Linked DNA regions of Homo sapiens: all the other regions are linked to region 1. Evidence: chromatin loops called from intact Hi-C (ENCODE). Cell type or tissue: heart right ventricle. All regions are shown on one strand.

What was found. Hi-C counts contacts between places; a loop is a spot of excess contacts. Peaks named below come from ENCODE experiments on the same cell type or tissue, not always from the same donor. Only the 100,000 strongest peaks of a DNase experiment are listed, where the experiment ranks them.
Region 2: it touches region 1 in a loop (6-fold over the local background); 74 of 110 quality-filtered maps call a loop at or near these places.
Region 3: a loop joins it to region 1, with 7 times the contacts of the local background. A loop is called at or near these places in 26 of 110 quality-filtered maps.

Annotation. Positions count from the first base shown.
Region 1 is chr1:151,442,654-151,445,153 of GRCh38, reverse strand. All of the region lies in intron 1 of POGZ (pogo transposable element derived with ZNF domain), which reads left to right. Among named protein-coding and RNA genes, the nearest start is that of POGZ, 16 kb to the left of the region's middle. RefSeq lists a silencer at 1,067-1,176 and an enhancer at 927-1,221. In heart right ventricle, a CTCF peak has its summit at 1,127 (motif pointing left); a DNase peak (open chromatin) is centred at 1,120; H3K27ac peaks cover 353 bases.
Region 2 is chr1:151,733,883-151,736,382 of GRCh38, reverse strand. No RefSeq gene overlaps it. Among named protein-coding and RNA genes, the nearest start is that of RIIAD1, 14 kb to the right of the region's middle. In heart right ventricle, CTCF peaks have their summits at 932 and 1,144 (motif pointing right); a DNase peak (open chromatin) is centred at 1,152.
Region 3 is chr1:151,592,968-151,595,467 of GRCh38, reverse strand. No RefSeq gene overlaps it. Among named protein-coding and RNA genes, the nearest start is that of SNX27, 18 kb to the left of the region's middle. RefSeq lists enhancers at 205-705, 706-1,206. In heart right ventricle, CTCF peaks have their summits at 914 and 1,131 (motif pointing left); a DNase peak (open chromatin) is centred at 1,117; H3K4me3 peaks cover 688 bases.

The DNA of each region.
Region 1 (2,500 bases):
CTCACTTGATTAAAAAGTAGTTAGGACATAAACATCTTTCTTTGCCATCTTTTCAGATCTACCCTTTTTGGTTATTTCCATTTGTTTTTTATTTTATTTTGTAGGGATGGAGTATTGCTCTCCAGCTCTCCAGCTCAGGCTGGAGTGCAGTGGCACCACTGCAGTTACTGTAACCTCGAGCTCACTGTAACCTCGAACTCCTGGGCTCAGGCGATCCTCAATCCTCCTACCTCATCCTCCCTGGTAGCTGGGACCACTGGTGTGTGCTGCACGCCTGGCTAATTTTTAAAAAAAAATTTGTAGAGATGGAGTCTTGCTGTGCTACCCAAGCTGGAGTTCTTTCCATTTCTCTCAGAAGGTCAAATGGAAGAAATTTCAATATTCTTATTAAAATTCATTGCTTTATAAAATAAAGAACTGAAACTCTTAAGGTATTGTAAATACTTAAGATAAAAGAACACCCTTTTGGGTATGCTATTAAAATAACCACAGGCATGACATTGAAAACCACAATTTGTATTCTGATAGCTCTTCATATTCCAAATCAAAGTTTTCATATGTGTGGAGAGTTTGCTTGTAAGTGGTCAGGACAAAAGTAGGTCCTTGAAAACCATCGGCAGAGGTTATTGTCCACAGTTTATATTCATTCTGCTGGGTGTTGGATATTTGCGCATTAATTATCTGTTGACTAAGCTCTCAGAAAGTTATACAGCAAAGAACAATGGAATAAAATTAAGTATTTAAGGAAAAAGTTTTTGAAAATATATTTTGTAGTGGAATTAGACTGGAAAACAAAGGCATGTGTTGTCTTTGTCTCAAAGAATACCTGTGATATGGATTTGATTTCTTTTTAATTCAGTTTCTGGCTAGTATTGTCTTCATATAATTAAGCCTGAAAATAAGAGAATTTAAGTAAGTTGATCCCTTAGATCTTTTTCTTTCCTCACCCCCTTTGTGGCTTTGGTTTAGAAAGACAGAAATAATTAAAATAGAAGATTAAAGACCAGTTAGAATCCAGTTAAGCACTTTACCCATTAAAACCCAGAGTGCCCCTGGCTATAGCTGACTCACTGGGGCACTGCAAGATTGTTTTCAATTTTCAAGCGAAACAATGCCATCTGTTGGGCTTCTTGCAAACTGCTACTGTCAGGATGTATAGCCCTAACTAAATACTCAATAAACAGAATGGTTAGGTTGGTTGTTTGGTTTTGGTTTTCGCTTATGGATGTAGCAGCAGAATTACTAAGACACTAAGGACACTTAGAGCCTTACAGTAAAGGCTTTGTTTGAACATTGAGCAGTAATAGTACTCCCGTTCCAACACAGAGAAACTGACCCTTAGTAAACTGTTATTGGAGGGCAGAATAGCATTAACTCTTTGTTTGCAATGCAGAGATACAGACTTTATTTATTTGTTTTTATTTATTTTTATTTTTTTTGAGATGGACTTTCGCTGTTGTTGCCCAGGCTGGAGTGCAGTGGCGTGAATTGTGGCTCATTGCAACCTCCACTCCCATGTTCAAGCGATTCTCCAGCCTCAGCCTCCCGAGTAGCCGGGATTACAGGCATGCACCACCACGCCCGGCTAATTTTATGTTTTTAGTAGAGATGGGTTTTCTCCATGTTGGTCAGGCTGATCTCAAACTCCCGATCTCAGGTGATCCGACCTCAGGTGATCCGCCCACCTCGGCCTCCCAAAGTGCTGGGATTACAGGCGTGAGCCACTGCACCCGGCTCAGACTTTAATTTTTTAAAGGGACATGTAATTTAGGCAGTGTTTTCAAATTAAGGGTTGACTCCGAAATCACAGTGGAATGGCCTCCAGGATTTCCTAGACTAGACGTACAAGGTAGTAGTAGGACTGGGACTAGAGTATGACAAGTAAGGTTCTCATCTTAGATGCAAAATTTAAAGGAGTACAGAGAGGTTCAGTAATCATAATAAATGCATTTTAATGCATCATTTTAAAAGATCAATATTAATGCAGAACAATCCATAATGAACAGAATATCTATTTTAAATAAAGACTGAATCCGATCCTGCACTTGCTTGACTCACCTCACTGTCCTCATCCTAACCCTGGCCCTGGGTATTACACATTAAACTTTTTGTTGTTGTTGTTGTTTTTGAGACGGAGTCTCTATTGCCCAGGCTGGAGTGCAGTGGTGCGATCTTGGCTCACTGCAACCTCTGCTGCCCGGGGTTCAAGCAATTCTCCTGCCTCAGCCTCCCAAGTAGCTGGGATTACAGGCGCCTGCCAGCGTGCCCGGCTAATTGTTGTGTTTTTAGTAGAGATGGGGTTTCACCATGTTGGCCAGGCTGGTCTTGAACTCGTGACCTCGTGATCCACCCACTTCAGCCTACCAAAATGCCGGGATTACAAGCATAAGCCACTGTGCCTGGCCTAAACTTTTATAATCCTAATTTTTTTTTTTTTTTTTTTGAGACAGAGTCTCACTCTGTCCCCCAGGCTGGAGTGCAGTGTTGTGATCTTGACCCC
Region 2 (2,500 bases), 290 kb before region 1:
AAAAAAAAAACACAAAAAACCTACCTGTGAGCAGGTAATTTATAAAGAAAAATTGGCTCATGGTTCCATAGGCTGTACAGGAAGCATGGCAGCATCTGCTTCTGAATCATGGCAGAAGCAAAGATGGAATGAGTATCTTACATGGCAGGACCAGGACCAATAGAGAGTAGGAAGGTGCTACACACTTTTAAACAACCAGATCTCATGAGAACTCACTATCATGAGAACAGCACCAAGGGGATGGTGCTAAACCATTCATGAGAAACCACTCCCTAATCCAATCACCTCCCACCGGGCCCCACCTCCAACATTGGGAATTACAATTTGACCTGAGATTTGGGTGGGGACACAGATCCAAAACATATTAACTATTGAATACATGTAATCAAGAATACACTGTACATCTTACATTTTACTTTTGAAACTGTACTGTAATTATCTATGTATCTATGTATCTGTCTTCACTCACTAGACCATGAGTTCCTTGAGGAGTGTGTCTTATTCCCAAAACTTTGCATCTTGAGTACATAATACGCCCTAATATTTGTTGAATGAGTGAATAAGTGAATGAATAAATGAATGAATAATCAATTTGCAAGGTTTCTCTTCAGATACTTTAAAGAAGTAAACATTGAATGGGTATGGTGGCTCATGCCTGTAATCCAAGTACTTTGGGAGGCCAAGGTGGGCAGATCACTTGAGATCACAAGTCTGAGACAAGCCTGGCCAACATGGTGAAACCCCATCTCTACTAAAAATACAAAAATTAGCTGGGCATGGTGGCACATGCCTGTAATCCTACCTGCTTGGGAGGCTGAGGCATGAGAATCACTTGAATGCAGGAGGCAGAGGTTGCAGTGGGCTGAGATATCACCACTGTACTCCAGCCTATGGACTCCATCTCAAAAAAAAAAAGAAAGAAGTAAACGTCTAAGGTACTCATTGAAGCAGCACTGCCCAGGGCTAAGGCCCTGGTCTTTGTAACATCTAAAGAACTTTCTATTACAGGAATCTGTGTGTTTGTTACTATTTTCCCACTCCCAGCCCAGCCTTGTTTCCTCTTCTCTCCCTCCTGCTGACATTCCACTCAGGCCTTGAGCAGGCATTCTCCAAACAGCATGTCAACTCTGCAGACATGCCCAGGAGAGGGCAGCAGAGACCAGTCCAGCTAGACTGAGAGTGGCCTGCTTTCCAGACATTGCCCTTCCTTCCCACCCCGTGGACACAGCAAGGCAACCACACACTGAGGCAATCCTTACTGCAAGCCTAGGGAGAGCTACTGCTCCAATTTTGAAGATCAGGAACCTGACACAGAGGGGTTGCTGAAGGTCACTAGGTGGCAAAGCATGCCTGCCTGTAGCCAGCTTATTAGCTCGTGTATTTGCTCTCTGGATATCAGATCCAATCTGAGCAGCAATTCCAAGACACTCCTAACTTTACCTTAAAAGTAAAATATATCAGAAGAGATGAAAGCGTCCAATTACTGGATGCTCAAGCATCTCCCATTACAAGAAACCACCCTTGACCCTGCTTCCCCCTCCAACGACTGCCCTTTCTCCATTTCCTCTCCCATCCATGCTCCTAGAAAGCTGTCTTCAAGGGCAGTGTATATCTACTTCCATGTCTTCATCTCCCAATTGCCACCAAGTTGACCGCAATCTGACTTCTGCCTACCCCACTGAAGCTATTCATGTTCACATCACCATGACCCAACTGCAAACTCAGTGGAAAACTTTTGGCCAAAATTCATCTCCCCATTTCCCCTGCCCCTACCTGCTTCCCCTCTGTATTAGTGAATGATTCCAGCATTCCTCTTCTTTCCCATGCAAGAAACCTGGAAGTCATTCTAGAATCTACAACTTCTGTAATAACTCCACCCCATTCAAATTACAGGTCCTGCCAATTCCCCTTCCTAAATATGTCTAGAATTCACCTCCTGTTTTCATGCCACTGCATATATCAAGGCCTCATCCTGCAGTTCAGTCTTCCAACATCCCATCGATTTATCATTCAGCAAATGCGTATTGAGCAGCTGCACGAGGTCAGGAGATCGAGACCAGCCTGACCAACTTGGTAAAAATACAAAAATTAGCTGGGTGTGGTGGCACACACCTGTAATCTCAGCTACTCAGGAGGCTGAGGCAGGAGAATTGCTTGAATCCGGGAGGCGGAGGTTACACTGAGAGTGCAGGAGAGGGCGTACTCTGATTTCAGTTTCTTAAAAGATCATTCTAAAAGATCGCTCTGTCAGCCAGGCTGGAGTGCAGTGGCTCAATCTCAGCTCACTGCAACCTCTGCCTTCTGAGTTCAAGCAATTCTCCTGCCTCAGCATCCCAAGTAGCTGGGATTACAAGTGTGTGCCACCATGCCCGGCTAATTTTTTTTGTATTTTTAGTAGAGATGAGGTTTCACCATGTTGGCCAGGCTGGTCTCAAACTCCTGACCTCAAGTAGTCCACTGCCTTGGCTTCCCAAAGTGTTGGGATTACAGGTTTGAGCCA
Region 3 (2,500 bases), 150 kb before region 1:
TGGCTCATGCCTGTAATCTCAGCACTTTGGGAGGCTGAGGTGGGTGGATCATGAGGTCAGGAGTTGGAGACCAGCCTGACCAACGTGGTGAAACCCCATCTCTACTAAAAATACAAAAATTAGCCAGGCATGGTGGCACGTGCCTGTAATCCCAGCTACCCAGGAGGCTGAGGCAGGAGAATCACTTAAACCCAGGAGGCGGAGGTTGCAGTGAGCCAAGATCGCGCCACTGCACTCCAGTCTGGGCAACACAGTGAGATTCTGTCTCAAAGATAAACAAACAAACAAACAAACAAGCATGAGCAAAATGAACTGAAACTTCCCAAGGAACTCTAGGAAAAGCTGGTCTAACACATGAGCCTTACAAATTAGTTTTTTTTCAATCACCTTTCAGTCTACCAAAATTTTTACCAGTCTTAAAATGCTCCCAGTTCTTTTCTGTTTTTTGGGTTTTGTTTTTTGTTTTTTGTTTTTGTCTGTCTGTTTGTTTGTTTGTTTTGAGACAAGGTTTAACTTTGTCACTCAGGCTGGAGTGCTGTGGCACGATCTCAGCCCACTGCAGCCTCAACCTCCTGGACTCAAGCGATCCTCCCACCTCAGCCCCCCAAGTAGCTGGGACTACAGGCATGCACCATCATGCCCGGCTAATTTTTTTGTATTTTTAGTAGAGACAGGGTTTTGCCATGTTGCCCAAGCTGGTCTTGAACTCCTGACCTCAAGTGATCCGCCCACCTCGGCCTCCCAAAGTGCTGGGATTACAGGTGTGAGCCACTGCAGCCGGCCTAAAATGCTCCCAGTTCTTCTCAAAACTCTGCCTCTGATGATGTGAGCTGTAAGGCAGACTAAACTAGGACACGGACACATTTTCAATTTTTCATAAAATATTTGCTTTCCTAGAATCCAGTATCTTTTTAGGCCTCTTTTTTTATCCTTCTGGTGCTAGGCCTAATTTACAAAATGGCTCCCTCATCTCATCCTAATTTGGCTGGCTGCTCTTTGCTAAAGAACTGAGTTTAGGATTTACAACATGAAAACTACAGAGACCCAGGCAGGTCTGAAGAGACAACTTGCTTGTCTTCCTGTGGGGCCCGGCGGCGGCCACCTGCACAGGTGCTGGAAGACTTGCTGCCCTCTAGTGGCTGCATCCTGGGCGCGCAGGAGTACCTCCACTTCGCAAATGAAAAAAATCCTCGTTTTCAGGTTCACCGGCTAAACGTGCTCTGAAAGCATTGTCTTCCCCTCCGAAGACCCATGGAATTTTAGAGCTAAAAGGGAACTTAGTCCATCCCCTACTTTTCTGGTTTCTCGTTTTGTTTTGTTTTGTTTTGTTTTGTTTTGTTTTGTTTTGTTTTGAAGGAGCCTGAGGATCAGAGAGATTGGGTCCTTCAGCTAAGAACCTGCAACAGTTAGAGAAGTAGACAGGAATAGAATCTCCCCGCTACCCCACACCCTTATTAAAAGACAGGGAAGGGAGAGGAAGTCACCATTTGAAATTTAGAAGTACACAAGATGCAAAAGGGTTGTGTACTCGAGTGAGCCAAGTGATCCCAGGGGATCCCGGAGGGTCTGGCTAAAGGCTGAGCTCTCCCCGTCAGCCACTCCCCTGGCCCGCCCCCTCCCCAAACCGCTTCTGCTTCCCCAGGAAGCTACTTTGTAAGTGCACGCAGGCCTCGGATAGGGACCATCTCTCTGCCGCTTTTTGAACTTTCCTTAGGTCAAGGACACTGCACTCCAGTGTAGATCTAGATTTTTGTCCAAATTTCAACCTAAAGTAATTCACTCCCCCACCCCCGCCATTGGGCCTCGGTTTACTCATCTGTCAAATGAGGGAGTTGGATCGGATGCTTTCTAAGGTTTCTTTTAGCAGTGGTAGTTTATGATTGTCTGCCTCTTGGCATACAAGTGTCAATGAAAAGAGACAAACTATAGAATATTTGAAGAGATTTATTCTGAGTCAAATATGAGGGACCAATGGCCTGTGACATAGCACTCAGGAGATCCTGAGAACATGTGCCCAAAGTGGTCAGGCCACAACTTGGTTTTACACATTTTAGGGAGACATAAGGCATCAATCAGTACATGTAAGCACCCAGCTGATTCCAAGTCTTTAGACAGTAACTTAACTCTTTCAACCAATTGCCAGTCAGAAAAGCTTTGAATCTACCTATGACCTGGAAGCTCCCCCAACCCCCTTCCAGTTGTCCCACCTTTCTTTACTAAACCGATGTACATCCTTACATGTACTGATTGATGCCTTATGTCTCCCTAAAATGTGTAAAACCAAGTTGTGGCCTGACCACCTTGGGCACATGTTCTCAGGATCTCCTGAGTGCTATGTCAGGAATCAATAGAATTAGAATCAATAGAAAGGAATATCTGAGTCAAGATAAGGGATTGTGAGACCAACCTTCTATCATACAGATGAAGCCTCCAGGTAGCAGGCTTCAGAAACAATAGATTGTAAATGTTTCTTATCAGACTTAAAGAGTCTGTTCCATCA